2 separate regions of the Homo sapiens genome follow, and region 2 is linked to region 1. Evidence: chromatin loops called from intact Hi-C (ENCODE). Cell type or tissue: transverse colon. All regions are shown on one strand. Each heading gives the region's core, and the rest is flanking DNA. Links, peaks and the distances in the headings are about the cores only.

Region 1 (15,744 bases), core at 898-4,897:
AAGGCACATCGGCTCTAAGCCTGCCTCACTCCATCGTTTCCACCTTGCAGTGATGCAGCTTGACCCTGGAACGGTCAGACAACCTCCTCAAAGTGGGCATACCAGTTTCCACGGGGTTGGGTTGCCGGTCAGAGCTTAAGAGGACTAGCACCCTGCAATGCCCCTCTTCACTCTAAAATGTACACTGACTGCTTTAGAGCCCTTGATAATAGTCTTATTCCCACCACATACTAGGCACTCCATAAATATCTGTTGAACCTTCATGACCTTATCAACTTTACACCCATATCCCAGCAAATGCCACTCATCCCCACTCTTCATAGACACATTTGTTACTCTAACCCTGCCTAGGCTTCTTGTAGCTCCAGCTCTTTAGAGACTCCCGGAACCCTTTATATGGTGCCTCAGTAAATATGTTATTAAATATGTAATCCGGAATCTGCAGTGGTAATGAGTAAGTTTTTAAGCAGAAAACTATTGGGGAGTCATTTCTAGAGCTGGAAAGAAGCCAAGAGACCACCAAGCCCAATTTTTTTTTTTTTTTTTTTTTTTTTTTTTGAGACAGGGTCTTGCTCTGTCTCCCAGGCTGGAGTGCAGTGGCGCGATCTTGCCTCACTGCAGCTTCCGCCTCCTGGGTTCAAGCAGTTCTCCTGCCTCAGCCTCCTGAGTAGCTGGGACCACAGGCGCATACCGCCACGCCCGGCTAATTTTTGTATTTTTAGTAGAGATGGGGTTTCGCCATATTGGCCAGGCTGGTTTCAAACTACTGACCTCGTGATCCGCCTGCCTCGGCCTCCCAAAGTGTTGGGATTACAGGCGTGAGCCACCGCGCCTGGCCAAGCCCAGTCTTACAAATGAGGACCCTGAGGTTGGTAGGAGGGAGGTGACCTGTCCACACCAGGAGTTAGCAGAAACTTGAACCCATATTTCTTTGCTGCTCATGGGCAGAGTTACACTGCTGCTATGATTCCCAGGAGAGAAACTGAACTTTGCTAAACTACTTTGGCAAACTCAAAAGCAGATGGGCCAGCCATTTGTGGTCTGAAAGCACTCGGATGCTAGAGACCCTCTGTTACATGGTGCCTGTCAGACAGCCCTACAATTTGGATCCTGGGGCTGGAAAAAGATAAGAATGCTGGGAGACTTTGGTTGTGGCAGACTGCCTCTCAGTGGGTCCCACTGTGTTGGCTGAGTGCCAGCGGTGGACTCCTGATGCCTGCATTTGCAGAACTGATAGCTGCAGGGAGGCAGTGGGTTCCAGCGGCACAGCGTTCTCACATTTCTGGCCACTTCTAGAGGCAGAGGACGGGGTCAGCACCATGGACAGCCTCACGGTCCCGCCTCCCTTTCGTGTGTCAGAACACGCGACCCGGACTAGTCTGGTCTGGGGACGGCCCTAGTCATTGCTGGCTGTTCTAAGCGGGGCGAGGGACTCCCGTGGGTCCCAGAGCAGTCTTTACGCCCCAGCCGGCTTCTCGCTTTCCTGCGTCCAGTGCTGCTTCCAGCGCTAGCCCCAGGGGCACGAAGGCTGGTGTAGGGAGGTGCGCCCCTCCGGGGGCCCGCCAGCCGTCAGACTCGAAGCTGTGGCTGTCATTGCTTCTACAATCAGTGCATGTTCTTCGCTGACGTCAGTCGGAGCTGTCCTGGCACTATATAAGGCTGGCGACAGCCCCGGGACAGACCCTGTGTTCCCCAAGGCGTCTTCAGCCTGCCCCGAGGGACAGAGACTGGAGCTCAATCTTGGACCGTACAGACGCTCGCCGACAACCTGTGAGTGGCTCAGAGCGTCCGCCCAGCCTCCCCCTGCACCAGGACTCCGCTCAGCTCAGCCACCACGCTCCTCCGGGGAGGGAGGCTGGGTGGAAGGGATGGAACAGCACTGGCGCAGTGGCTGGGGCTGGAGGGCAGGCTGCGGGCATTGGGCGGCGGCCGGAGGGGTCGCCGGGCGAGCGCGGGGAGGGGAGCGGCGGCCTGCAGCTGTCCCAGGCGCACCTCACCCTGCGCTGCCCCTGTGTGTCCAGGGCCGGCGGCACCATGAGGCAGGCGGGACGCGCAGCGCTGCTGGCCGCGCTGCTGCTCCTGGTACAGCTGTGCCCTGGGAGCAGCCAGAGGAGCCCCGAGGCGGCCGGGGTCCAGGACCCGAGTCTGCGCTGGAGCCCCGGGGCACGGAACCAGGGTGGCGGGGCCCGCGCGCTCCTCTTGCTGCTGGCGGAGCGCTTCCCGCGCCGCGCGGGGCCCGGCCGATTGGGACTCGGGACGGCAGGCGAGCGGCCGCGGCGGGACAACCCTTCTCTGTCCATTGACCTCACCTTTCACCTGCTGCGGACCCTGCTGGAGCTGGCGCGGACGCAGAGCCAGCGGGAGCGCGCCGAGCAGAACCGCATCATATTCGACTCGGTGGGCAAGTGATGGCCCGGTTTGGGGCTGCGAAAACGTTGACCCCTTTCCCCCACCCCAGAGTTGGGATGCGGGGCAGAGCCACCAGGGCACTGTCTGCGTGACTATTTTTTAATAAAAGTACTGAAGACCCGTTGGCTTTTGTCGTAGAGGCAGGGCAGTCACAGCAGCGTGGGAACCCGTGGGAAGGTGGGGCCCCCGGGCCAGCGGGAGGGGAACAAAATGCTGTGGGGGGCTCCGAGACAGCGGCTTTCAGCCAGGTCAGCCAGGTGCATGTGGACCCCAAGGGTCCCCAAATCCCCAGGACCTCAGAGGTCCCGGCACCACCGCCCCGCCCTCGGCCCTCTTCCCAGGGCGCTGGGCTCACCAGTTCGCTCCTGGCATCACAGAGGTGCCCAATAGGGGTTCATTTGGCTTCCGCCCCCCAGACGGTCTCAGGTTCTGGGAAGGGCAGGATGGTGGGCGGGTCGCCTTCGAAGCCCAGGCTGCGGGGTTGGGCAGCGAAAGGAGATACGGGTCTGGGACGCTCGAGTTCTTTATTGAGATCCTCCCGGGGCCGGCGCCGATTTGGGTGATGCTGCGGTCTCTGCGCAGATCCTCCCCGACTCTAGCGCGGGCTCTCGAGCAGGGTCGGGTCGGCGCAGGCCTGTGCCCGGGAAAGAAGGCTCGGTGGGCGGGTGCTGCGAAGGCACGAGGCAGCTCGAGCCCCGCTCACTCCGTCCCCCGCCACGTGGGTTTCTCCTCTACTCAGCCTGCCTTGCCTGCCCTCCCAGCACCCCAGAGGAACAGCGGGTGAGGAGGAAAGTGTACTTTTCCGCCCTAGGGGGCGCGCCTTTGTGGCTCCGGGGTTGGGTTGCACCGAGGAGTGGGGGCTCCACGCTACCCGCAGGGAGGGCAATCACTGGGGGAGGGGACGCGAGCACACCAGCCAGGCCCCACCCCAAGCCCCTCAGGCCGCTCTCACCTTAAGGCCCATCGGGCGGCTCTCACCTTAAGGCCCATCCGGCCGCTCTTCCTCCGGCCCCGCGCTGCCCTCCTCTCCGTCTGGGGCCACCTCCTCTTCCTCCCCGGAAGCGCCTGAGCCCAAGGAAGGCCTGGTGAGGTGGAGTCCCTGCCTTTACGGCCATCGTGCCCGCCGCACCCCCCACACAGAGGGTCCGAACCCGTCTCAGCGGCCCTCGGCCACCTCCTTCACCTGGCTGGAAGTCGATGGTCCGCAGCATTTCGGCCACGTGCTCCACCCTTACGGTGAATTGCTCCATGCTCTCATAGCCTGGCTCCGGCCGCCCTGCCAGCTCCACCTTCGACATGGCCCCGACCCTGCAGTGGCCACACGGACTCAGCTGGCAATGCCCCAGCACTCTCAAGCCCCACCCCAGCCAGTGGAGCAGTGCAGCCCCCTCCTTTCCCTTCCCGCTATGCCTACTCACTTATTGATCAGCTCCTTGGCCTGCTGCAGGGAAGAAAAGGAGGGTGAGAGTAAGCACTGGGCCAACCTGGGCAAAGTCCCATTTCTGAATCTCACCACAGTCCTGCGGGGTAGGTGGGAAGGCACGTCCCAATTCGTTAAGCAGAAAACGAACTCAGAGGGGGTGACTTGCCCAAGGTCGTAGGGGCAAGCAGGTGCAAGAGACAAGACTTGAACCCGGGACTCCAGGTACCAAGGCCCTGACTCCAGCCACTGTGCAGCGCTGCCACCCTCCCCTAGAGCCCACCTGGAGATACAGCGCCATTTGTGGCTCTTCCATGGACTGGATGGCAGACTCCACCAGCTTAGAGGAGGCCTCCAGGTGGTCGCCATACTGACGGATGAGGCCGCGGACGCGCTGCAGCTTCTCCTCTTGCTCCCGGGCCAGCGCCTGCAGCAGCTCACCCTTGCGCTCCTCCAGCACTGCGCACAGGCTCTCAAACCTCTGGTTTAACAACTGCTTCTGCCTCCGGCTATTGTCCTAAAAGATGGGGAGCAAGGATGAGGGAAGGCGTGGCTGAGACCCGGTGGCTGGGAAAGCACAGGGTACTCACAGAGAACCAACACAGAAAGTGACCCATCCGTAGTGACACTGTGAGTTAGTGGCTGAGCCAGAACCCAGCCCAGATCTTTTCCATAATAAAAACACAATGCTTTAAAGTAGCTTCACTGATTGCTGTCTATATCCCTAGCCCTGGTTTTTATTTGCATTATTCCATTTAATTCTCAAAAAGAACCCATGAGGTAGCTGGTGTATCATTATCATCATCACTGTTTTATGAGGTTAAACAAAACCAAAGCACAGAGAAGTTAAATAACTGGATTAAAGTTTTGCGGCAAAGCTGGAATGCACACCCAGCAGCCTGGCAAAAGCACCTCCCACCACTCCCAGGACCCCAGAAACTTTCAGACCAGTTTGGCGAGAGGTCAGAGAGGAGCAGTTCTCTTGGGAGCCCGGGGTCCGCAGGCTAGCCAGTTGCTGTTCCTCCCTCCCTCCAGCCCAGGCTCACCTCGATAGTCTGGCACACCTCCTCCATCTGTGTGATCACTGCTTGCACGCGGTCATTGCCTGCCACCAGCATCGCGATGCCATCGCTGAGCTCACTCTGATACACACACAGGTCAGCACTCAGAGCTGGGACCTGGCCTAGAGCTACACCCCTCACCCCAGCCAGGGTTGCCTAGGAGAGGGCTGGCCCTTCCACCTCACCCCCCATAAGGGCATCTACAGCAATCTAGAAGGCTTGAACCATCAAGAGGTACGGAAGCACATTCTAGTGATTCTGGAAGGAGGTGGAGAGAAGCCCTCCACCACTAAGTGGGGAAGGAACAGACAGTCTCCAAACATCCACCAGATACCAGACACTGGGCTAGATACTTTATCTGTAGATTCATTTCTTGCATCGATTCTGAGAAAGTCTTCAAGATTATCCATTGGCATAATATTGCCTCTTCTCTATTCTCTTTATCCTCTCATTCTGGGAATCTGATTAGACCTGTTAGACCTTCTCACTCTCAGCCTTCTCATCATCTCCCAGAACTGCACGTTCTGTTTTTCTTTCAGTCCTCTCATACTGGTCACTAGTTCTGTTTTCAGACAAATCTATCATTCAATTCATTCGTTGATTTTTTTTTAAATTTTTTTTGAGACGGAGTCTTGCTCTGTCACCCAGGCTGGTCTCGAACACCAGGCCTTGTCCTCCTGCCTCAGCCTCCCTAGTCACTGGGTTTACAGGTTCCAGCCACCATGCCCAGCCATCTGTTGAATGTTTTATATCTATCTATCTATATATATATATATATCTGTATATCTATATCTATCTATCTATCTATCTATCTATATATATATATTTGAGACAAGGTCTCACTCTGTCACCAAGGCTGGAGTGCAGTGGCTCGATCTCAGTTCACTGCAGCCTCGACCTTCCAGGCTCAGGTGATCCTCCCACCTCAGCCTCCCAGGTAGCTGGGACTACAGGCGCATGACACCACGTCCGGCTAATTTTTTATATTTTTTTGTAGACGGGGTTTCAACATTTCCCCAGGTTGGTCTCCAACTCCTGGACTCAAGTGATCCTCCCACCTCAGCCTCCCAAAGTGTCGGGATTACCGGCGTGAGCCACCACACCCAGCTACATGGTTGGTTTTTGATATTCTATTATTGTTTGGTTTTTAAAATTTTTCATCTTTTTTTAAAAAGCATTTGATTTATAGTGACTTCCAATTATTTAATAATTCCAATATCTCAGTTGCTTTTGTGGGGGGTCCTAAATCTGTATTTTTTGTTTCTGCTGACTTCACTCATGGATTACGTTTCTCTGTGCACCTTCAATTGTGATCTAATATTTTATTGATATTAATTAATCTAGGGAATACCTACGGGCCTAAATTGTGCATATTTTCCTCTAGGCAGTATTTGCATTTGCCTCTGTTGAAAGCCAGGTGGCGCAATTTACTGCTTTAGCTCCTAGGATCCTAGTTTAACCTACGGTCTCCGGAAACTTTTTTTTTTTTTTAGACGGAGTCTCTCCCTGTTGCCCAGGCTGGAGTGCAATGACGTGATCTCAGCTCACTGCAACCTCCGCCTCCTGGGTTCAAGCGATTCTCCTGCCTCAGCTTCCCGAGTAGCTGGGATTACAGGGCCTGCAACCACGCCCGGCTAATTTTTTGTATCTTTAGTAGAGACGGGATTTCACCATGTTGGCCAGGTCTCAAACTCCTGACCTAGTGATCCGCCCGCCTCGGCCTCCCAAAGTGTTGAGATTACAGGCGTGAGCCACTGCGCCCAGCCGGGTCTCTGGAATCTTAGCTGCAGGTACCCCTCCTTTTAGGGGTTTGGAGGAATAGTCTGGTCTCTCTAGCTCAGTGACATTGCCAGCACTGGTCCTCTGCGAAATGCTGCCTTTTCTGTGCTTGCCACTCAGGGTTCTGCTTTCAGCTCCGCCTTTTCTCTTCGCCCCTCCCCACCCCCACTGATTTCCTTTGCTTCTATGTACCAAGCAATATAATTTGAAAATTCTGTTTTACACAGAATCTAGTTGTGTGATAGAGAGGACCCTGCAAGTATCTCACCCACCATACTGAAGTCTCTGCTTTCATCCATTATCGAATTTTATCCTTATAGCTACTTTCACAAGTAGGCATTTTCACCCTAATTTTACACATGAGGAAAGTGAGGGCCACAAAGGTCCAGTAACATACCTAGGTGACACACCAAGTCAAGCACAGAGCTAGGACTTTGACTCCAATCTGCTTGACTTTTATTTTATTTTCGAGACAGAGTTTCACTCTTTTTGCCCAGGCTGGAGTGCAATGGCGCAATCTCAGCTCACTGTAACCTCCGCCTCTGGAGTTCAAGTGATTCTCCTGCCTCAGCCTCCCGAGTAGCTGGGATTACAGGCGACTGCCACCATGCCCAGCTAATTTTGTATTTTTAGTAGAGAAAGGGTTTCACCATGTTGGCCAGGCTGGTTTGGAACTCCTGACCTTAAGTGATCCGTTCACCTTGGCCTCCCAAAGTGCTGGGATTACAGGCATGAGCCACCACGCCTGGCTTAATCTGCTTGATTTTATTTTTATTTACTTATTTTATTTTAGGTATTATTATTATTATTATTTTTAGACGGAGTCTCGCTCTGTCGCCCAGGCTGGAGTGCAGCGGCCCGATCTTGGCTCACTGCAAGCTCTGCCTCCCAGGTAAACAATTCTGCCTCAGCCTCCCGAGTAGCTGGGACTACAGGCGCCTGCCACCACGCCCGGCTAAGTTTTTTGTATTTTTAGTAGAAATGGGGTTTCACCGTGTTAGCCAGGATGGTCCCGATCTCCTGACCTCGTGATCCACCCACTTTGGCCTCCCAAAGTACTGGGATTACAGGCGTGAGCCACCGCGCCTGGCCTATTTATTTATTTTTGGATGGAGTTTTGCTCTTGTTGCCCAGGCTGGAATGCAATAGCGCAATCTCAGCTCACTGCAACCTCCGCCTCCCGGGTTCAAGCGATTCTCCTGTCTCAGCCTCCCAAGTAGCTGGGATTACAGGCACATGCCACCACACCTGGCTAATTTTTGTATTTTTAGTAGAGACAGGGTTTCATTATATTGGTCAGGCTGGTCTCGAACTCCTGATCGCAGGTGATCCGCCCGCCTCGGCCTCTTAAAGTGCTATGATTGCAGGTGTGAGCCACCGCCCGGCCTGCTTGACTTTAAAACTAAGTGGAGTAACGCTTTGGGAGGCTGAGGTGTCAGGGGCGTTTGAACCAGAGCAACTCCATCTTGAATAGGGGCTGGGTAAAATGAGGCTGAGACCTACTGGGCTGCATTCCCAGATGGTTAAGGCATTCTAAGTCATAGGATGAGATAGGAGGTCGGCACAAGATACAGGTCATACAGACCTTGCTGATAAAACAGGTTGCAGTAAGGAAGCCGGCCAAAACCCACCAAAACCAAGACGCCAATGAGAGCGACCTCTGGTGGTCCTCACTGCTACACTCCCATTAGCTCCATGACAGTTTACTAATGCCATGGCAATGTCAGCAAGTGACCGTATATGTTCTAAAAAGGGAAGGCATGAATAATCTACCTCTTGTTTAGCATATCATCAAGAAATAACCACAAAAATGGGCAACCAGGCTGGACCCGGTAGCTCACACCTATAATCCCAGCACTTTGGGAGGCCAAGGAGAGTGGATCACCTGAGTTCAGGAGTTTGAGACCAGCCTGGCCAACATGGTGAAACCCTGTCTCTATTAAAAATACAAAAATTAGCCAGTCATGGTGGCGGATGCCTGTAATCCCAGATACTTGGGAGGCTGTGGCAGGAGAATCGCTTGAATCTGGGAGGCGGAGGTTGTAGTGAGCTGAGATCGCGCCATTGCATTCCAGCCTGGGCGACAAGAGCGAAACTCCATCTAAAAAAAAAAAAAAAAAAAAAAGAGGGCAACCAGCAGCCCTAGGGGCTGCTCTGTCTATGGAGTGGCCATTGTCTTATTCCTTTACTTTCCTAATAAACTTGCTTTCACTTTACTCTATGGACTAGCCCTGAATTCTTTCTTGCGCGAGATCCAATAACCCTGTCTTGGGGTCTGTGTCAAGACCTCTTTCCTCTAACAGAGGCAGGAGGATGGCTTGAGCCCAGGAATTCAAAACAAGCCTGGGCAACACAGTGAGATCTTGTCTCTTTTTAATATTGTATGTTTGTTTTTGAGACAAGGTCTCACTCTATCACCCAGGCTGGAGTGCCGTGGTGCAATCATGGCTCACTGCAGCCTCAACCTCCCGGGCTCAAGTGATCCTCCCACCTCAGCCTCCCGAGTAGCTGGGACTACAGGCATGCCACCATGCCCAGCTAATTTTTTGTAGAGACAAGGGTCTCACTATGTTACACAGCTCAGGCTGGTCTCAAATTCCTGGACTCAAACAATCCCCCTGCCTCGCTCTTCTAAAGTATTATTAGTACTACTACTACTAATAAATATTATTATTAGTACTACTACTACTAATAAATATTATTATTAGTAGTATCCTCCCAAAGGATTACAAGTGTGAGTCACTGTGCCCTGCCTGAGACCCTGTCTCTATGTAAAAATAAAAAATTAGGTTCGGGCGCAGGGGCTCACGCCTGTAATCCCAGCATTTGGGAGGCCAAGGTGGGTGGATCACCTGAGGTCAGGAGTTCCAGACCAGCCTGGCCAACATGGTGAAGCCCCGTCTCTACTAAAAATACAAAAAATTAGCTGGACATGGTGGTAGGCGCCTATAATCCCAGCTACTCTGGAGGCTGAGGCAGGAGAATTGCTTGAACCTGCGAGGCAGAGGTTACAGTGAGCCGAGATCGTGCCATTGCACTCCAGCCTGGGCAACAAGAGCAAAACTCCATCTCAAAATAAATAAATAAACAAATAAATAAATAAATAAAATAAAATAATTAGCTGGTCATGGTGGCACATGCCTGTAGTTCCAGCTACTTGGGAGATTGAGGTGGTAGGGATCACTTGAGCCCAGGAGTTCAAGGCTGCTGCAGTGAATCACAATCATACCAGTGCATTCCAGCCTGCGCGACAGAGATCCCCACATCTCTTAAAAAATAAATAAATGGAGCTGGGCGCAGTGGCTCACACCTGTAATTCCAGCACTCTGGGAGGCCAAGGTGGACGGATCACATGAGGCCAGGAGTCAAAAAAAAACCAAAAAACAAAAAAGCTGGGTGTGGTGGCACATGCCTGTAATCCCAGGTACTTGGAAGGCTGAGGCATAAGAACAGCTTGAACCCGGGAGGCTGAGGTTGCTGTGAGCCAAGACTGCACCACTGCACTCCAGCCTGGGCGACAGAGCGAGACTCCATCTCAAAATATGATAGATAGATAGATAGATAGATAGATAGATAGATAGATAGGGCTGAGTGCGGTGGCTCACATCTATAATCTTAGTGTTCTGCGAGGCTAAGATGGGAGGATCACTTGAGCTCGGGAGATCAAGGCTGCAGTAAGTTGTGTTTGTGCCACTGCACTCCAGCCTGGGCAACAGAGTGAGATCCTGTTTCTAAATAAATAAAGAAATAAGTAAACAAAAGATAAGTGGAGTAAGAGGCTGACACTGAGACCCTGTCCTAAGCCCCCATCTCTCACATATCTACTCCCTCCCCTGTTTGATACCTTCTGGCGTTTGTAAATGGTGGGCAGTGGGGCCACCTCACAGTCCTTGTGGGCACCGAAGACCTTGCAGAGAGAGCAGGTGGGCACCTCACAGCTCAGGCAGTAAATATTGATCTTCTCTTCTTCATGCTCCTCGCACATGAGGTGCTGCTCAGCCTTGGAGTGCAGCGGCCTAGAGAGGAGTGGGCAGGGGGAGGTGGACCTTAAGCATGAAGGGTCCTAGGAATACCTTCTCTTCAGCCTCCACCAACTGCCACCACCTTCTCCGCCCCTGCAGCTAGTGCTGTGGCTGAACTGGTGAGTACTTCCACAGAGCTCTGAATTTGGGGAACAGAAGGAGCTAAGAGATAGAGGAGGCCTGGATCCGAGAACAGTCTGTATTACAAGGGGGCAGGGAAGTCCCACAGGACAGGAAGTCTTGGAGGGTTAGCGAGGATCTTGCTGGTGGACTGCCAGCCTCTCCCAGGAGGAGAGGGTAGGAGTGAAGTACTGGCTAGGGAATCAGAGACTGCCCTCTCTGGGAGGCCTGAGGCAAGTCCCTCTCCGGATCCAGTCCTATGGTCTCTAGACAGAACAGGCAGGTTGACCGTTTCAATCTCTCCCTTTTGGCTCTGATGGGTTCCTTGGCTGTGTCCCAAGCCCTGTCATGAGAGAGGCAAGAGACTCTGGTGGCTCACCTGGATGACTCCTGCTTGTAAATGTCGATAATGTTCTCCACTAGCAGGTTTCGCTGCAGGCCGTAGACACCGTGTCTGTCCAGGACAACCTCATGCCTGCACGATGGGCAGCGGAAACGGCCTCCTGAAGACACAGTGGTGGAGCCCCGGGACTGCCATAGAGGATTCGAGGCCTGCAGGGACAGATGGCTTGAGAGAACAGGCACGGGGAGGCATGAAGGGACTCGGAGGAGGCAGGGGGAAAGGGCTTGGGGGCTAGGGAGTAGGAACTTGATGGAGGGGAAGATGTCAGCTCTTCTCTGTGGCTGGATCCACCTCTGAGAGCAGCGCACGGTGGACGGCCATGGAGACCCTGCTTCCCACCTTTGCCTCATTATTCAGCCCACCTCCTAGAGTGCCCCTGCATCCAGAACTCAGCTTTGGTCAAGGCATAGTCAGGATGGGATCTCTCCAAAGGGGTCCAGCTTGGAGCCATGGGGAGACATTGGTCTTGGCAATAAGGCTGAGGCAGGAAATGAACTCTGAGTGGTGCGACCAATGTCTTCCAGTCTGGGGCCCTCTTGGGCCACAACTGGAGGAGATTCTCTGCAGTCCTGGGCAGGGGTACAAGCAGATACAAGTGCTCAACAATGGGGTTCACAAACTGTAACTAGCCAGGTAATTCTAGAAAATTGCTCCAGGAACTGGAAGTCAGGAGTCCTGGGTTCTTGTGCTATCTCTGATGCCCTCCCCCCGGCCTTTTTTTTTTTTTTTTTTTTTGAGACAGGTTCTTTCTCTGATGCCCAGGCTGGAGTGCAGTAGTGGGATCACAGCTCACCGCAGCCTCGACCTCCTGGGCTCAAGCAATCCTCCCATCTCAGTCTTCTGAGTAGCTGGGACTAGAGGTGTGTGCCACCATGCCCAGATAATTTTTTTTATTTTTAGTAGAGATGAAGTATCACTATGTTGCCCAGGCTGGTCTTAAACTCCTGACCTCAAGTGACCCTCCCACCTCGGCCTCCCAAATTGCTGGGATTATAGGCGTAAGCCACCATGCCCAACCTCTTAAGTATATAAATTTAGGCAGGTATTCAACCTCTGTAAAGCTGAGGATAAAATTATTCATTTATAGTGTGCCAGGTAGTTGCTGGACTCTGAGTTAAAGATACAAAGAAAATGCATCCTGTCCTAAGGACAAGCACCTGACAACTGCATCCAGCAGGATGGGTGTTGTGATAGGGGTAGGCTCAGAAGGAGGACTTAACAGACACCCATCACTTCCTCCGGCTTACATCTCTTGCCTAGAGTAGTTGCTCCATCCTATCCTAGAAGGGAGATCCCTGCCACAGATGATTGATTCAGAGCTAAGGAGGTGATCACCTGACCCAAGCAGAACCAATCAAATATTCTCTCCTAAGAATTTGGACTTGAGACTCAGGGGCTTAGCTGGCTACGCCATGTTCTGCTTAGGAATTGAATAGACCTGTGGAATTGGGCTAAGAGCTGACATCACGGCCACCCTGGAAAGTGTAAGGGGTCAGAAACTGAACAGAGAAGGCTGGTCTACAGAGAAAAGAGTCTATGTGTGGGGAGATGCAGAGATGAAAGACTGGCAGACACTGCTTATTGTACCCTGACGTTCACCACCTTTTCTTCTTTAATAATAAGTGCCCTGAGTTTTAACAAGACACATGGTATAAAGGGCTGGGTGTGGTGGCTCATGCCTGTAATCCCAGCACTTTGGGAGGCCGAGGTGGGCAGATCACTTGAGCTCAGGAGTTTGAGACCAGCCTGGGCAACATAGCAAGAACTCATCTCTACTAAAAATAAAAAAATTAGCTGGGCACGGTGGTGCACACCTGTAGTCCCAGCCACTTGGGAGGCTGAGGCAGGAGAATTGCTTGAAACCAGGAGACAGAGGCTGCAGTGAGCTGAGATAGTACCACTGCACTCCAGCCTGGGCAACAGAGGGAAACTCCATCTCAAAAAAACAAACCAAAAAACCCATGAATCTAAGCCTCCCTTCCAGCTGGGTGTGGCCAATTGGCTGTGCTCTGGGATGTAGATGCAAATGTTTTGTGTAATTTGTAGGAAATTGCACAAACCGTCTTTCATGGGAGGGGCATGCCCTGCTCCTCCCCTTTTCTCCTGCCTGCTGGCTGGAAAGAAGACGGGATGGCTCAAGTTGAAGCAGCCGTCTTGAGCCATGAAGTGGCAGCCACATGTTGAGAATGGTAACGAGATGAAAGGAGGTCTCTGATGAGGCAGTCCTGCACTGTCCACCCATACTTTCACTTGAGAATAAAGCAAATTTTTACCCTCTTTAAGCCACTGTTATTCTGGGGTTTCTGCCACTTAGAACAGAACCTAATCCCAACTGGCTGGAAGATTATGCATTCCTAGAGAGTAATGGAGACAGTGGTCACCTATGAGCTAGCATAGTGAGATGCACTTCCTACAACTGGGATGCATGAACTTCTCCAAACCCTTACACCATACACAAACCAGAAGACAGTTTGGAAGGCCCCTTGCGTGTGTGCAGCAACACCCCATCATGCACAGAGTGCAGCCAAGTCAAGGGTCTTGTTTGATCCTTTGGTAGCAAGGGCTGTAGGCAAGGCAGGAAACGTGGACCCACTGTGAAGTGAGCAGCTTATCTTGGGGAGAGTAACTGGTGTGTGCCATAAATATCACATCTTTCTTGGGATTTCTTGAGAATCATGTTAACCTTTAAGCCCATCATAAACCTGGGGCAGATTAGTTTGAGATAATTCAAGGCATGTTTGTACATCTGCCTTCTCAGTAGCTAGAAATGTATGAATATTGTTGAGTTTAGTTTAGGGAATGCGTTAAAGTGTATAATCACTTGCCTTTTGTTTGCTTAATACAATTACTTTTCAATATTTAGAACCCAAGTGAGGAAAGAGGTGTTGGGAGAACTCTAAGGCTGCAGTCTCCTGTCTTTCTTATCTTTGATTTGCTGATGGCAAGCATATAGAGATATTTGAATGGGAGGAAGGGGGACCTATATCCCACAGCAAAGATAAACTCTTGGGCAGCCGCTCTCCCCAACCTCCATCCCTCACTGCACCCTTCCTCTTCCTGAGCCACAAAGGCAGGGATACTCATTACTTAACATTCAACAAATGTTTTGAGACCAGGCGCGCTGGCTCATGCCCGTAATCCCAGCACTTTGGGAGGCCGAGGTGGGTGGATCATGAGGTCAAGAGTTCGAGACCAGCCTGGCCAACACGGTGAAATCCCGTCTCTACTAAAAATACAAAAATTAGCTGGGTGCGGTGGCAGGCGCCTGTTATCCCAGATACTTTGGGAGGCTGAGGCAAGAGAATTGCTTGAACCCGGGAGGTGGAGGCTGCAGTGAGCCAAGATCATACCATTGCACTCCAGCCTGGGAGACAAGAGTGAAACTCCGTCTCAAAAAAAATATGTTTTGAGGGCTTATCATGTGTCAAGCATCGTGTCATGGGTTTTCCAGACATTGTTGTATTTATTCCTCAAGAACTTCTTGTAAAGATGGTTGAGGATCCCAGCTACTCGGGAGGCTGAGGCACAAGAATCACTCAAACCCTGGAGTCGAACCCAGGAGGCCGAGGTTGCAATGAGCCGAGATTGCGCCATTGCACTCCAACCTGGGCGACAGAGCAGGACTCTGTCTCAAAAAACAAACAAACAAAAAAAGATGGTCGAGGAGGTGAACAATCACTCCTAACTTAGTCTACAAGAAATAGAATAATAATGGCTAACATCTACTGAGCCAGGATTTGCTCTAAGTCTTTCATTTGTATTAATTCACTTAATCCTCATATCAACCCTGAAGTAGGTAATACTCTTTTTTTTTTTTTTTTTTTTTGAGATGGAGTCTTGCTCTGTCGCCCAGGCCGGAGTGCAGTGGTGCAATCTCAGCTCACTGCAACCTCCATCTCCTGGGTTCAAGCGATTCCCCTGCCTCAGCCTCCCAAGCAGCTGGGACTACAGGCGCCTGCCACTATGTCCGGCTAATTTTTTTGTATTTTAGTAGAGACAGGGTTTCACCATGTTGGCCAGATGGTCTCAATCTCCTGACCTCATGATCCGCCCACCTCAGCCTCCCAAAGTGCTGGGATTACAGGCGTGAGCCACCATGCCTGGCCCTGAAGTAGGTAATAGTCTTAGCCCCATTTCAAGGATGAGGAAATTGTGTCTCAGTGAAATTAAATAAATTGTACACGGTCATGAGCTAATAGGTGGCAAAGCCAGTACTGGAACTTAGGCACTCTGACTCCAGAGCCTGTCCTAATAATCATTGTGTTCCATTGTCAGACACAATAAAACTTAGGCCAGGCTGTGCACGGTGGCTCATGACTGTAATCCCAACACTTTGGGAGGTCAAGGCAGCAGGATGGCTTGAGTGCAGGAGTTCAAGACCAGCCTGGGCAGTACAGTGAAACCACGTCTCTACAAAAAGAAGAAAAAGCAAGATGGCTCATGCCTTTAGTCCCAGGTATTTGGGAGGCTGAGGTGGGAGGATCACTTGAGCCCAGGAAGTCAAGGCTGCAGTGAGCTGTGATCATGCCA
Region 2 (15,744 bases), core at 4,487-8,486, 140 kb after region 1:
TCCAGTCTGACACTTGCCTTTTGATTATGCTGATAGTGATTTTTGCCTTGCTGATTTTCTTCACACTATTTTTAGGTTTAGAAGTAGAACAGGGAGGGCTGGGTGTGGTGGCTCATGCCTGTAGTCACAACACTTTTGGAGGCCAAGGCTGGTGGATCACCTGAGGTCGGGAGTTCGAGACCAGCCTGACCAACATGGAGAAACCCCATCTCTATTAAAAACACAAAATTAGCCAGGCGTGGTGGCACACGCCTGTAATCCCAGCTACTCGGGACGCTGAGGCAGGAGAATCCCTTGAACCCGGAAGGCGGACGTTTCAGTGAGCCGAGATCGCACCATTGCACTCCAGCCTGGGCAACAAGAGCGAAACTCCATCTCAAAACAAAGACAAACAAAAAAAAGAAGTAGAACGGGGAGAAGGAGCCAGGAAGAAGACTGAGTTGATTAGGAAACCTAGAGAAGTGTTTCAAGAAGGATGGAGCTGGGAGTAATGCCAGAGGCCAAAGTGGAAGGATTGCTTGAGGCCAGGAGTGAGCTGCCAGGCTGTACTGAGCTATGATCACACCACTGCACTCCAGCCTGGGCGACAGAGTAAGGTCCTGTCTCTCAAAAGAAAAAAAAAAAAAGGAAAGAAGAGAAAAGATGGAGTAGTGAAATCAAATGATGCCCAAAACACAAAAACATAGCGACACAAGACCACAGAAATCGACATCAGCTTTGGCAAAAGGGAGGCCACCAATAACCTTACCAGTGCTGTTGTAGGAGTGAGCTGGAGATGGGCTCTTGATTGGAGTGAGTGAGTGAGGAAAGACAATGGAGACAGCAATAATAGAGAGCACTTAAATTTTTTTGCTATGCAGCAGGCCAGGGAAATGTGGTGGTAGTTAAGGTGGGGAAGTGGGGTCAGGAGTTTTGTTTAATGGGAGATGCCATGCTAGAGAGTGTTTGCATGCTAATATACGTGAGAGAAATGATCCAGTGGAGGGCGAGAAGCTGAGGATGCAGAAGGCAGAGGGAATAATTTTAGGAGTGAGGCCCTTTGGAAGAGCAAGAGGGGGTGGGATTCTGGCCCCAGAAAAGAACAGGCCTCTGGTGGGAAGGGGCGCATCACCCATGGTGAGCCTGGACACGCCAGCTGGGAAATGGGTAGCTGTGGTAACAGCCACATTGCACCTTGGTGAAATCATAGCTCACTGCAGCCTGGCGCCACCATAGCTCACTGCAGCCTTGTGCGACCACAGCTCACTGCAGCCTGTCTGAAAACAGGGGATTACTGCCTGATTGCTCTTGTTTTTGTCATGAAGTACGTGGTGATGGCAAGCTGAGAGGTTCTGAGGAGAAAAAAGAAGGCGAGAAATAAATGTGTTAGAATGTAAGAAAGAAAACATATCAGGGAAGATTGCCACAGAGTGTTGAGTGCCTATTTGAGATTTTTGGTTGAGAATTTTGAGGCAGGCCAGTGAACACAATCGTGTATTCATTTCCAGCAGTGTTCAGATGAAGTGTAGAGTGGGAAGACCGTGCAGGGTCGGGATGTTGCAACGCAAAAACAGTGGGAGAGGAGGGGTAAGGGATAAGGATATTTGCAAAGGAGCAATTACAACAATGAACATAGAATCTGGGATGAATAAAGAGGAAGTAAGGACACGAGGGAAGATGGTTAGTAAGACAGAAGGAAGCAAATGAATTAAAGGTCTCAAGAAGACTGAAGAAATACTGGACTGCAGGCATGAGACTGAGATGGAAGGATAAGACATAGGGATCACAATATCCAATCAGAATGCTTAAAATAGAGATTCTGAGAATGGTGTATTATTGGTTTTGACAAGGTTAAGGGCATGACCATAGAAATGGGTGGCTGAAGAGAGAAAATAGAAAATTGCATTTGAGGAGGTCAGAATCTAAGATGCCAAGATGTTGGATAAATCATCCATTTGAGTGTTGAAACCAAAAAAATGATGACAAGAATAGGATAGAGAGAAAGACAGTCAGATGATAAAATCTTCAATGAAAGACAGGGAATGACTCAGAATTTAGTAGAAGTTGCCACCAACAAAGGATATTGGGGGACAAACCAGAGGGTACAAACTCTAAAGCCCCTGGTGTTTTTGAAATAGAAGGGAGAAGAAATCATTGAAAAGCAGCAATGAGGAGTCGGATGGACACTTACTTCCACGCCCACAAAATCCTGGGTTTGACTCTCCTTGGCATAAATGGGGTCGTGTCTAAATCGAGATCTGGGGTGCAGTTCGTCCCTCTCAAACCACACGGACTTAGCTGGGAGAGGACATTGAGATATTATTGCTAGAAGGGGAGGAAAATCTTATAGTGTGTTAATTTCTTGTACAGTTTTGTGTTGATGCTAAAAAACATTTCCGTTACTTCTTTTGGTTCGGTCTCATTAAAAACCACTTGTTTGAGTTGTTCGGTTTAGTTTTCCTTCTGCAGATTATTGAGTCATTTAAATGGATTGTAGTTTTCTCTAACTTACTAACGATGGGATATTCCCATTCAGAACAGGCAGCCAGGGTCTCTTGGACCAGGGTGAAACACCAGGAATTGGAAGATGAATGTTTCATCCTGGTGGGACGCAGCTAAAAAGCTGCCCCGTCATGACCCTCCACTGTCTGGGGAAGGGGTCTCCCTGAGTGGATGCACTGGGGAGCTCATGAATCAGTCAGAGCAGTCCCTCCTCTTGTCTGTGTGGCAGCATGGGGGACCCTCCCAAGATACAGCGAGTGGTGGGGCAGCCCCTTGGAGTTCCCTCTCAGGGGACTCCACGGAGGCCTGCCAGGTGAGTTCCCTCAGGGAACCTGAGGCTTGCAGCCTTTGTCCCAGACTTCCAGGAGAGGAAAAGTTGTCTCCACTGTGATCCTTGCGTTCATGCTCAGGGGCATAAAAAAGAAAGTGGCATATGGATCTTGAGAGAAGGCGTGGCCTGAGGCACCGCTAGAATGTTCACTCTGGCTGTTCCATGGCTCCTGTGAGGATGTCAGGAAAGGTAGGGGATGAAGAGTACATGCAGGCCAGCATCTTCCCATCCCTGCACATCTGACTGGTGTTTTTTTGTTTTTTTTTTGAGTTGGAGTTTCACTCTTTCACCCAGGCTGGAGTGTAGTGGCGTGATCTTGGCTCACTGCAACTTCTGCCTTCCAGTTTCAAGTGATTCTCCTGCCTCAGCTTCCCGAATAGCTGGGGCTACAGGCACGTGCCACCACGCTTGGCTAATTTTTGTATTTTTAGTAGAGACGACATTTCACCATGTTGGCCAGGCTGGTCTCGAATGCCTGATCTTGTGATCTGCCCGCCGATCTGCCCGCCTCGGCCTCCCAAAGTGCTGGGATTACAGGCGTGAGCCACTGTGCTCAGCCCTGACTGGTCTTTAATGGAGCCTACAGACAAGCTGCACGTGGTGCCCTGCAGACCACACCTACCCCTCAGCCATACCCCAGCACCCACGGGAGACTCAATTCCCCTTTCAGATCTAACAGGTATTGGAAAGAGGAAGCATTGTGCAGTGGCACTTCAGAAAAATCCATGTAGGTCCTTAAAAGAAGCAAGAAAGGGAGCTGATAACACTAGTTTTTCCTGAGGGAGATATGATAGCCAGGCTACACAACCAGGATCCCAGGAGTTATCTGGTCCAGATCTGGAAGTGACATGATGTACCGCTGTCGCAGGTATAACATGAATGCCTGCTGAATACATTTGACAATGCAAAGATAAGACATCAAGCCAGGAGATCTTCTGGATAATAGAGACTACTCTGCCCCAAGATAGGCACAGCCAAGCCCCAGCCTGGATAGTATTCATGAGGGCCTTAATGGAAATGAATGGGTCCCACTTAAAAAAATAAATCAGAAAACAAGCTCACTGAATACAACTGGGGTGACAAAAACATGCATCTGAGTGGAGACAGAGGAAATTTCTATCCATTTCTGCCCAATCTAGTGCCTCTGGGCAGAACCAAAAGCCTGGCAAAATCTAGAATTTATACACTACGAAAATCTTAAGAAAATATTCTGGCTCTAAGAATAAATAAAAATAGATTTTAAAATAAGCAGTTTGTGTTCTTCTGCTTTATTTAGACATAGATTTAAATGGTAGGAATCATGTACTTAACCCGGTTAGGAAAATTATATATCACGAGGCGTTTTTTTTGGGTGGGGAGGATGGACTGGGTTTATGATAATTCATAATGTTTGCTACCCACCTGCCAGGGGAAGGACACTGAAAGATCATGGCCCATCAAGGCCTTAGGTCATGCTGCTCTGCTTGCAAATTGCACAACTTTCCTGTTAATTTGCGGGGCAACTTTTGCACACATGTTTACAATCTGGTTAAAGAATCAGCCCTTGCAATGATGTCATTAAACGCACACAGACACAATGGTGCCATAGTAACAACAAGGTGCCTCTGAGCCAGGTGCATTGGCTCACGCCTGTAGTCCCAACACGTTGGGAGACCGAGGAGGGAGGATCCCTTGAGCCTAGGAGTTCGAGACCAGCCTAAGCAATATAGTGAGATTCCGTCTCTACAAAAAAATTAAAAAATAAAAAATCAACTGGGCATGGTGGTGCCCCTGTAGTTCCAGCTACTCAGGAGACTAACGTGGGAGGATCACTTGAGCCTGGGAGGTTAAGTCTGCAGTGAGCTGTGATTGTGCCTTGGGGGCAACAGAGCAACACCTCGTCTCAAAAAAAAAAAAAAAAAAAAAGTGCCTCTGGAGCTGGAAATTTTCAAGTTCAGTTGCTCCAGCAACTGGGGAGGGTCATGAAGACTATAGGAAAGACACTACTGTTCCCATGCACATTCACAGGAGAGAAAAAAAAGTCCAGCAAGTACCATGTTCATAAAGATTGGCCTGACCCTAGCTGTCCCATGGCAAACAGTCACACCCAAGACTCTCAGCTTTCTTTGGCTCTGATTTGTTTCTGTAACCATGCCAAGATGCCAAGGACAATCAACCAAGCAAGGCTGTGAGGATCTGCAAACTATTGCAGCCCTCAGATTCCCTACTTAAAAGGGAAATAACTGGGCATGGTGGCACGCACCTGTAGTACCAGCTACTTGGGAGGCTGAGGTGGGAGGATCCCTTGAGTTTAGGAGTTTGAGGCTGCAGTGAGCTGATTGTGCCACTACACTCCAGCCTGGGTGACAGAGCGAGACCCCCCTCTCAAAATAAAAATAAAAATAAGAAAAGGGAAGTAATACTGTATGTAGTCCAGAAACAGGTCAGACGCCAAAAGAATCTTATCTGGGCTGTTGTATGAGTCAGGGTCCAATTAGGAACATAAAAACCACACCAGTTATTATAACAGAGGGAATTTAACGGTAAGGACTGCAAAGGCAAAAGACAAATTCCAAGGAACAGAGAGGTGGCAACTGAAGGACGTAGAGCGGTGGAGTTAATGAAAGAAAAAGGTGGGAGTTACTGGAACCTAGAAGCTTGGAGGAGCCCTGCCGAGGTGGAACTCAGGCTTCAGAACACAGAGTGCTGTATAACTGGTGCTGGCATCTTTGAAGGGGCAGGCTAAAGGCTTGTACTTTTTTTTTTTTTTTAATTGAGACGGAGTTTCGCTCTGTTGCCCAGGTTGGAGTGCTTTGGTACAATCTTGGCTCACTGCGACCTCTGCCTCCCAGGTTCAAGCGATTCTCCTGCCTCAGTTTCCTGAGTAGCTGGGATGACAGGCACGTGTCACCACGTCCTGCTTATTTTTGTATTTTTAGTAGAGACAGGGTTTCGTTGTGGTCTCCAGGCTGGTCTCCAACTCCTGACCTCAAGTGATCCACCCGCCTCAGCCTCCCAAAGTGCCGGGATTACAGGCGCTAGCCACCGCGCCCAGCCAAGGGTGGTTCTGAGAATGGGGAAAAAGTTGGAAACTTAAACCAAGTGGGGCTGCCGGGTTAAAGAGCTGTTGCCACCTTGATAGGGGGGCGCAAGAAGTAAACTGCAAGAAGCAAATCCCCGCTCCCTCCTCCCGTCTTGCGGGCTTCCTCTAGCACCCTCTATTGGTGGAGCCCAGCGAAGTGCCAGCTGGCAAAGCAGAAAGTGGTTTGCAGAACCTCAGCCCCAGCGCCATAGGAAACAAAAGCAGGGTTCCAGCTTGGGGCTATTACAAATAACGCTGTTATGAGCGCTCTCATGCATATCTTTTTTTTTTTTTTTTTTTTTTGAGACGGAGTCTCACTCTGTCGCCCAGGTTGGAGTGCAGTGGCGCAATCTCAGCTCACTGCAACCTCTGCCTCCCAGGCTCAAGCGATTCTCCTGCCTCAACCTCCTGAGTAGCTGGGACTACAGGCGTGCACCACCACGCCCGGCTTATTTTTTTGTATTTTTAGTAGAGACGGGGTTTCTCCATGTTGGCCAGGCTGATCTAGAACTCCTGACCTCAGGTGATCCGCCCGCCTAGGCCTCCCAAAATGCTGGGATTACAGGCGTGAGCCAAAGCGCCCGGCCTTAGGTGTGTTTATACCCTGGATTTAACAGATACAGATATTAACCATTCTGGTGGGTGTGTTGTAGTATCTCAAGATTTCAATTTGCATTTTTCTAATAACTAATGAAGTTGAGCATGTTCAGCCATTTGGATATCCTCTTTAGAAAGTGCCTGACCAAGGCCAGATGAGGTGGCTCCCGCCTGTAATCCCTGCACTTTGGGAGACTGAGGCAGGAGGATCCCTTGAGCCCAGGAGGTCGAGGTTGCAGTGACCTATGATGGTGCCACTGCACTCCAACCTGAGTGACGCAGAGAGACTCTGTCTCTTTAAAAAAACAAAAACAAAAACAAAAAAACTGTGTTTCTAACCCATTTAGCCATTTACTACTGAATTATCAGTCTCTGTCTTATTGCTCTGTGGGGATTTTTAATACATTCTTGATAGAAGCCCTTTTAAATATGTGAGTTATATGGCAAATAGTATCTTCTCCCAGTCTGTGAACTTGTCTTTTTCACTCTCTCAACGGTATCTTGTGATGAATAGGTGCTCCTAACTTTATGTAGTATAATTTCTCACTCTTTTCCTTTAGAGTTAATGCTTTTTGTGTCTTCTCTAAAAAAATATTTCCCTATTCCAAGGACATGAAGGTCTTCTCTTATAATCTATTCTTCTTTTTATATTTTCCATCTCTTTCTCCCTACGAACTGAAATCTGGTTAATTTCTAAAGATCCGTCTTCTGATTTGCTAGATCTATTTCTTTTTCTTTTTCTTTTCTTTTTTTTTTTTGAGACGGAGTCTCCCTCTGTCGCCCAGGCTGGAGTGCAGTGGCATGATCTTGGCTAACTGCAACTTCCGTTTCCTAGGCTCAAGTGATTCTCCTGCCTGAGCCTCCAGAATAGCTGGGACGACAGGCGTGTGCCACTATGCCCGGCTAATTTTTTTGTATTTTTGGTAGAGATGGGGTTTCACTATATTGCCCAGGCTGGGCTCGAATTCCTGACCTCAACTGACCCGCCCTCCTCAGCCTCCCAAAGTGCTGGGATTATAGGCATGAGCCACTGTGCCCAGGCTGCTAGACCTATTTCTAGCAGTTTCTAATCATCCACTGAGTCTCTAATTAAAATATCATATTTTTAATTTCTAGAAATTCTATTTTTTCCCAATTCTGCCTGGTTATTTTTGACAGCCTCTTATTCCTGCATTGTCTTTTCAGAATTCTCTTTCTTTCCTTAAACCTATTAAACATCTTTACTGTATATTCTATGCCTAAACATTACATGATTTGCAATCCTCTCAAGTGTGATTCTAGAGTTCAATGGTACGGCTATTGCTCATTTAGAGTGACATGCCTCCTTCTGACTTTTAAAATTGTTTGTTGTAAGCTCAAGGTTGTTGGAATTGTATCCATGGGAATCCTTCAAAGCATGGATTTATTTATTACTTATTTTTATTGAGTCAAGGTCTCGCTCTATCACCCAGACTGGAGTGCAGTGGCCTGATCATGGGTCACTGCAGTCTCAACCCCCGGGGCTCAAGCAGTCATCCCACCTCAGCCCCCTGGGTAGCTGGGACTACAGGCATGTGCCACCACACCCAGCTAATTTTTGTATTTCTTGTAGAGGTGGGGTTTCACCATGTTGCCCAGGCTGGTCTTAGACTCCTGGGCTCAAGCCATCGGTCTGTTTCAGCCTCCCAAAGTGCTGGAATTACAGGTGTGAGTGGCCGTGCCTGGCCACTGCATGAATTTAAAACGTGTTCCTCCAGAGAAGGTTTGCACCTGCTTGTGCCAGGAAACACTACTAAATCGTGACCACTTTAAAATTTTGGCCTCCCCCACAACAAAACATCCTTACTGAGGGTGTTGCCTTTTGAGGATCCCAACTTTGTGACAGAGTCTCTGATCCAACTTCCCATTTCGAATGGGCCCTAGGTGTTGTCTCCTGTCCCCAGGTGTGGCCCGTAAGACCCAGGCCTTGGGCACCAGGAATTTGCAGATATTGCAAAGGCAGCACTGACTTGAGTGCTGGCTTACCATTTTTTGCTACATGCTTCCTTATTCTTTCTCTTATTCTTTTCCCTTACTTTTCTGCCAGGCAAGCAATACTTTTAAGAATATGTTTTTACGATTTTAGCCATCATTTTGAGTTTCTGTACCAGGAGAGTTTCTCTGAACATCTAGTCTACCATAGTGTCAGAAATGGGTGGAGGCTTGGGCCTTTGTTACAAGCAGGTTTTTAAAGGCAAAAAAGAGGACAAGGAGTGGGCTGATACAAAGTTGTTTGTCAGGAATTCTCATTGGTTTACAGAAATAACATTGATTAATGATTGGCTGTACAGTGTTGAGCTATAGAGTGTGGGTTATAGAGGACCAGAAGTGGCAGGAAATGGAAGAACAAATCTTAGAGGAGCCAATTTGGGGAGGTTTTAAGCTTTCTAAAAAGCCAATTAAGTTTTACATTTTCATCAGCAAAATCATGCCAACCAGAAAGCAGAGGGATCAAACTTTTTTTTTTGTAAGAGGTGTCAATCAACTAAAAAAAATTCCCAGAAACAGAATCCAAAAGAGAAAAAGCAAAGAGCCCCCAGCCTCACATATAGCCTGGGTATTGGCTTGTAAACAGAAAAACCAAACTCTGTGAAATATATTAAAGAAGTTTATTCTGAGCCCATATGAGTGACCATGGCCAGGGGAATAGTCTCAAGAGGTCCTGAGAAAGTGTGCCTGAGGAGTCAGGTTACACTTTGGTTTTACACATTTTAGAGGGACAGGAGTTACAGGCAAAGATATAAATCAATACATAAAAGGTATACATTGGTTTGGCCTGAAAAGTTGGGACATCTTGAAGTGGGAGCTTGCAAGTCATGGGTGGGTTTTAGAAATTCTTTAGTTGATGGTTGAGAGAGTTAAGCTATTGCTTAAAGACTTGAATTCAGTAGAAAAGAATGCTTGTGTTAAGGTAAGAGGGTCAGGGCAGCATGGTGGCTCACACCTGTAATCCCAGCACTTTTGGAGGTTGACATGGGTGGATCATTTGAGGTCAGGAGTTCAAGACCAGCTTCGCCAACACGGTGAAACCCCCTCTCTACTAAAAATACAAAAATTAGCCGGGCCTGGTGGTGCACGCCTGTAATCCCAGCTACTTGGGAGGCTGAGGCACAACAATCCCTTGAACCTGAAAGGTGGAGTTTGCAGTGAGCCAAGATCATGCCGCTGCACTCTAGCTTGGGCAACACAGTGAGACTCTGTCTAAAAACAACAACAACAAAAATGACAAATAAAAAAGGGAGTCACGGGTGCCAAGGCCCTTATTATGGAGATGAAGCCTCACAGGGACCAGCCCTCAGAAAGAATAGATGGTAAATGTCTCTTTTCAGATTTTTTAAAGTGTCAGCCTCTCAGTTAATCTCTCCTAGATCTTGGAAAGGCCTAGAAAGGAAGACCTGGTTGCAGTGGTGGAGATTCTCTACAGATACAAACTTCCCCCACGAAAGACAGCTTTGCAGGACCATTTCAAAGTATGCCAAACAAATACATTTTGGAGTAAAATATTTTTATTTCCTTCAGGGCCTGTAATCTGCCATGTGGTGCTAAGCCACAGTCAGGTTGGAAAGTAAGCCACAGTATACTGCGTTAATTTTAAAAACCCAGTTAATGAGATTTTATGGTTTGTTGGGTATGATTTAACCCTTGCCTTTCATGGCCTCTAGCAGTTTCTAATCATTCATTGAGTCTTTAATTAAAATATCATATTTTTAATTTCTGAAAATTCTATTTTTCCCCCAATTCTGCCTGGTTATTAGATTTGTTGGAAATAAAGCTCAGGAAATAAAGCTTGCAAAGGAAATGAGCACTCAGATAACTTCTCTGCAAGGCAAAATTTTACTTCTATAGAAGGGTGCTACCTGCATGCAAGGCAGAGGCAAGGGAGCACACTGAACAAAGGAGAGCAGGCATTTTTATCCCTAATGCAGACCCTGTTCCTGGGTCCTCCCCCGGTTGGCTGGAGTCAGACCGCACGATCTAAGCTAATCCCGATTGGCTAGTATTGACATCATCGAAGGAGGCAAGGGTGGGCACTTGATGGGAAGGACGGGCACATAGGTGATGGGACATGCTTGGACGTGTTTGGGTGCAACAGAGATAGGGAGGGCTGATAGATGGACAGGTAACATTACTTTCAGAATAGAACAAAGAACCAGGAACTGAAACTTTTGAAGAGAAACTGTTTGTGCCTAACAGATTGTTGTTCAAAATTTGGTATCTTATTGCCACAGATACTCTCTTTTGCCAGTCTTATAATCCCTGTTTTAACCACAATGCTTGTCAGTTGTGCCTAAACACCAAAAGGGAGGAGGGGTATAACAAGACATGTCGGACCTCACTTCCCACTGTAAACCAAAAATAAAAGTCTAAACCCCCAGTCATCTGAATGGACTCCTCCTGTCCCTAAAGGGCATTCCAAAGTTAACCTGAAACACTAGTTCAGGCCATGATGGGAAGGGGGTTCAGACATGCCTCATGATACCCTCCTCCCTTTTGGATTTACTGATAGAACAGACTCTTTAAGTCTGATAAGAACATTTACAATCTATTCTCTCTGAAGCCTGAGACCTGGAGGCTTCACCTGTATCATAAAACCTTGGTCTCTACAACCCCTTATCTTAACCTGGACATTTCTAAGTCTTTAGACAGTAACTTAACTCTTTCAACCAATTGCCAATCAAAAAATCTTTAAATCTACCTAAGACCTAGAAGCCCTCCACCAGCTTCTAGTTGCCCTGCCTTTCTGGACTGAACCAATGTACATCTTACATGTATTGAGTGATGTCTTTTTTTTTTTTTTTTTTTTTTGAGGCAGAGTCTCGCTCTGTCGCCCAGGCTGGAGTGCAGTGGTGCTATCTCGGCTCACTGCAACCTCCACCTCCTGGGTTCACGCCATTCTCCTGCCTCAGCCTCCCGAGTAGCTGGGACTACAGGTGCCCGCCATCATGCCTGGTTAATTTTTGTATTTTTTAGTAGAGACGGGGTTTCACCATGTCAGCCAGGATGGTCTCGATCTCCTGACCTCATGATCCACCCATGTCGGCCTCCCAAAGTGCTGGGATTACAGGTGTGAGCCACCGTGCCCAGCCAAGTGATGTCTTATGTCTCCCTAAAATGTATAAAGCCAAGCTGTGGCCCAACCACCATATTCTGAGGATCTTCTGAGGGCTGTGTCACAGGCCATTGGTCACTCATATTTGGCTCAGAATAAATCTCTTCAAATATTTCACAGGGTTTGACTCTATTCCTCAACACCTTTGTGGCTGGGAATTCAGTTTTTCAGGTTTCTCTGGGGTCCCCTTGGCCAATAGGGGGTCTGTTCAGTCAGTTGGGGGACTTAGGATTTTATTTTTCGTTCACAAACTTCTAGTTAGGCTGACTTCTGACCACAGAGCTCTTGAAACTTTTTTTTCAAATCTATTATTATTAGATTTCATCCAGGATAAAGAGAAAGTAGGTCTCTCATTCAATTTGCATGGTTTTAAAACCAGTTTTTTCCAATAGTGCATGCAAATGAATTATTTTAGGCATTTCAAAGGACCCCCATTTTGACCACTGTTGCTTATGACTATTCTGGGTTATGCGGGTCCGTTTTCCTAGATATTTACAAAAGGACACTCCATTATGTGTTGTACATAAACCCAGTTGGTGTCTCCAAGAAAGGCTGCCTCCTTAGAGAGTCTTTGGAGTTGGATGATTTTTTACCCGTGTTAAAAAAAAAACTTCAGCCGAATTAAATTTAAAGGAGATTAATTGAGCAAGGAACGATTTGTGAATCAGGCAGACCCCAGAATCACAGCAGATTCAGAGAGACTCCAGGGATGCCTCATGGCCAGAACAAATTTATAGACAAAAAAAGGGAAGTGGCATACAGAAATCGGCAGTGAGGTACAGAAACAGCTGCATTGGTTGCAGGTTGGTGTTTACCTTATTTGAACACAGTTTGAACACTTAGCAATCTATGAGTGGTTGAAGTATGGCTGCTGGGATTGGCCAAGACTCAGCTATTGTTACAGGTGCATACTCCTAAATTAGATTTTCAATCTTGTCTGCATTTTTTTTTTTTTTTTTGAGACAGGGTCTTACTCTGTCACCCAGACTGGAGTGCAGTGACATGATCTTGGCTCACCACAACTTCCGCCTCCCAGGCTCAAGCGATTCTCCTGCCTCAGCCTCCCAAGTAGCTGGGATTACAGGTGTGCACCACCACACCTGGCTAATTTTTGTACTTTTAGTAGATATGGGGTCTCACCGTGTTGGCCACGCTGGTCTCAAATTCCTGACCTCAAATGATCCACCCGCCTTGGCCTCCCAAAGTGCTGGGATTACAGGTATGAGCCACCGTGAACCACCCTGTCTTCCTATTACTAGGTTACAGTTCGTCCACAAGGACTCAAATATAGAAGTATGGAGTCCTTCTCAGGCCATATTTAGTTTGCTTTAACGCCCATAATTTAGACACCTGAATCACTCAGGACTAAGCTCTGGGGAATGTTGCGGTTCCAAATGTGCTGCTTGTGAGTGTAGCTCCTCAATATGTCACCAATGAGTTGGGTCCACTCTTTTATGTGTCTCAGAAACTCGGAGTCCCTGGAGGGTCACAGAGGGTTCACTAGTGCTAGGTGACCAGGCTTCGCGTGCATTTGCTGGCAGAGCAAGAGATTGCAGATGTTCCTCTGAGAGAGGAAACCCTGTAAGGCCACTGGATATCATGGACAAGGGTCCAACACCTCCACCACGTCTCTAATTATTTAGAGCACTCTAACAGGTCAGAGGGAGCAAGAGCCTTTCATCTTTAGAGTGAAGAATCCATTCACTCTCATTAATTAGGAAAAATAACTTCAAGAGAGGTTGGTCATAGGTGAAACAAGTCTGATTTCCAGAATGAAAGGTCACAATGCAACAAGACCTCAGCTGAAAACGAAAGCAAACCGCCGTTCTCTGTGTTGGCAGAAAACAAAATCCTGATCCCCTGACTTCAATAGGAAAGTCAGAGACAGAGACCTTCATTCTGAGAGAGTCAAAAGAGAAACGGCCCAAATTAAAATCTGGACCTTAACCAAAGAAAGGGAGGTCCAGATTCAGAACTCACCTGCAACGCCGGATAGGACTTCTGAAGACAGAGGACACAGTGGATTTGTGCAGATGCTGAGCACTACTTCCAGAGAGAAACACCGGGTGGTCAGGGCTGAGTCACTCCAAATCCTGCTATGTCAGATATGTTGATCCAAAGGAAAAAAATGGAGGCAAAATTACGTAAGTAGAGAGTTTTGTGGGCCCAAGTTTGAGGAAGGCAACCCGGGAGTGTATATTCAGGGCAATTTGAATCCAATGTCCCAGGTTGCAGTCCTCAAACTTGGCCCAAATAAACTCTCTACTTGTATTAATTTTGCCTCAATTTTTTCCTCAATATTTCAAAAAAAAAATGTCATTTGTAGGCCAGGAGTGGTGGCTCACGCCTGTAATCTCAGCACTTTGGGAGCTGAGGAGGGAGGATCACTTGAGTCTTAGAGTTTGAGACCAGCCTAGGCAACATAGTTAGACCCCGTTTCTACAAAAAATTGAAAAAAAAAATAGGCAGGAGTGGTGGCACACACCTGTAGTCCCAGCTACTCAGGAGGCTGAGGAAGTGGGAGTATCACTTGAGCCTGGGAGGTCAAGGCTGCAGTAGGCTGAGATAATGCCACTCCACTCCAGCCTGGGCAACAAAGGGAGACCATGTCTCAAAACCAAAAAAAATAAAAAAATAAAAACACACACAAAAATGAAATGTCATTTGTGCAAAAGTCATTTTTACTCCAGCAGTTGGTCAAGTGTGCTTTACAAACCCTGAGTGTTCTCTTTCCTGCTCTGTTTCTTCATGTCTGCTTAGACTGTCTCTGGGGAAACACCTATAGATTTCATGGTTGCCATAACTGAGCACAAATTGAATGAAAGCTCCACAGAAAGAATGGCAATTATTGCATTAGGTGATGCGACCATCGCCCAGAACTATGTCAAATTGGGAAAAATAAAGGCTTTGAGAGAACTGAGTAACCTTACCAATACTCTTCTATTAAGACTTTTTATTCACAATGTTGCAATTTAGGAAGAGCTATGAGTTCCTTCAGACTAGATGATCTCCATGCCTTGGGATGTAAATTTAAGCAGAAAAGGTTCTCATAAAGAAGCCAAAGAGGATATTTCAACATTAAGCCAAGCATGGTGGCACAGGCCTATAGTCTCAGCTACTCTGTTTTTGGAAGGCAGGAGAATTGCTTGAGCCTAGGAGTTTTAAGCTAGCCTGGGCAACATAGTGAGACCCCCATCTCTTAAAAAAAAAAAAAGAAAAAAGAAAAAAAGGGCCAGGTGCAGTGGCTCACGCCTGTAATCCCAGCACTCTGGGAGGCTGAGAGGGGCGGATCATGAGGTCAGGAGTTTGAGACCAGCCTGGCCAACATGGTGAAACCCTGTCTCTACCAAAAATACAAAAATTTGGCCTGACGCAGTGGCTCACACCTGTAATCCCAGCACTTTGGGAGGCTGAGGCAGGTGGGTCACCTGAGGTCAGGAGCTCAAGACCAGCTTGGCCAACATGGTAAAACCCTGTCTCTACTAAAAATACAAAAAGTTAGCCAGGCGTGGTGGCTCATCTCTGTAATCCCAGCTACTCAGAGGCTGAGGTAGGAGAATCGCTTGAACCTGTGAGGCAGAGGTTGTGGTGAGCCGAGATTGTGCCTGGGCAACAAGAGCAAAACTCCATCTCGAAAAAAAAAAAAAAAGAAAAGAATTAGCCAGGCATGGTGGTGGGCACCTGTAATCCCAGCTACTCAGGAGGTTAAGGCAGGAGAATTGCTGGAACCTGGGAGGCAGAGGTTGCAGTGAGCCGAGATTGCGCCATTGCAGTCCAGCCTGGGCGACAAGAGAGAAACTCCATCTCAAAAAAAAAAAAAAAAAGAATGTACCTGTTCCTTCTCAAGGACCCCGGAGCTCCAGGGGCCCAGCCAGCATCATGCAGTTAGCTGATATGTGACACAGAATCTGTGACGTGGTTTTGCTGTGTCCCCACCCAAATATCATCCTCAATTGTAGTTCCCATAATCCCCTCGTGTCATGGGAGGGATCCAGCAGGAGGTAATTTAATCATGGAGGTGTTTACCCTCAGGCTGTTCTTGTGATAGTGAGTGAGTTCTCCTGAGAGCTGATGGTTTTATAAGGGGCTTTCCCGCTTTTGCTCTGCACTTTTCCTTGTTGCCACCATGTGAAGAAGGACGTGTTT

Evidence for each region. A loop is a pair of places that touch in the nucleus more often than their neighbours do. Peaks named below come from ENCODE experiments on the same cell type or tissue, not always from the same donor. Only the 100,000 strongest peaks of a DNase experiment are listed, where the experiment ranks them.
Region 2: a loop joins it to region 1, with 4 times the contacts of the local background. A loop is called at or near these places in 4 of 110 quality-filtered maps.

The regions. Positions count from the first base shown.
Region 1 is chr2:27,294,186-27,309,929 of GRCh38, reverse strand. It overlaps TRIM54 (tripartite motif containing 54), which reads right to left. Exons shown (of 9, transcript NM_187841.3): 2 at 11,191-11,363; 3 at 10,514-10,685; 4 at 4,876-4,971; 5 at 4,113-4,346; 6 at 3,828-3,850; 7 at 3,593-3,717; 8 at 3,388-3,474; 9 at 2,495-3,043. The coding sequence ends at 3,389. UCN (urocortin) reads left to right here and starts at 1,485. Exons shown (of 2, transcript NM_003353.4): 1 at 1,485-1,770; 2 at 2,022-2,530. The coding sequence starts at 2,035. The coding sequence ends at 2,409. It overlaps MPV17 (mitochondrial inner membrane protein MPV17), which reads left to right. Exons shown (of 8, transcript NM_002437.5): 8 at 1-438. The coding sequence ends at 18. RefSeq lists a silencer at 8,245-8,450. In transverse colon, for the core only: no CTCF peak of the experiment used is centred there; no DNase peak of the experiment used is centred there; H3K4me3 peaks cover 712 bases; H3K27me3 peaks cover 4,000 bases.
Region 2 is chr2:27,160,295-27,176,038 of GRCh38, reverse strand. No RefSeq gene overlaps it. Among named protein-coding and RNA genes, the nearest start is that of TCF23, 19 kb to the right of the region's middle. RefSeq lists enhancers at 4,224-4,518, 10,338-10,647 and a silencer at 5,974-6,023. In transverse colon, for the core only: a CTCF peak has its summit at 5,989 (motif pointing left); a DNase peak (open chromatin) is centred at 6,008; H3K4me3 peaks cover 304 bases; H3K27me3 peaks cover 509 bases.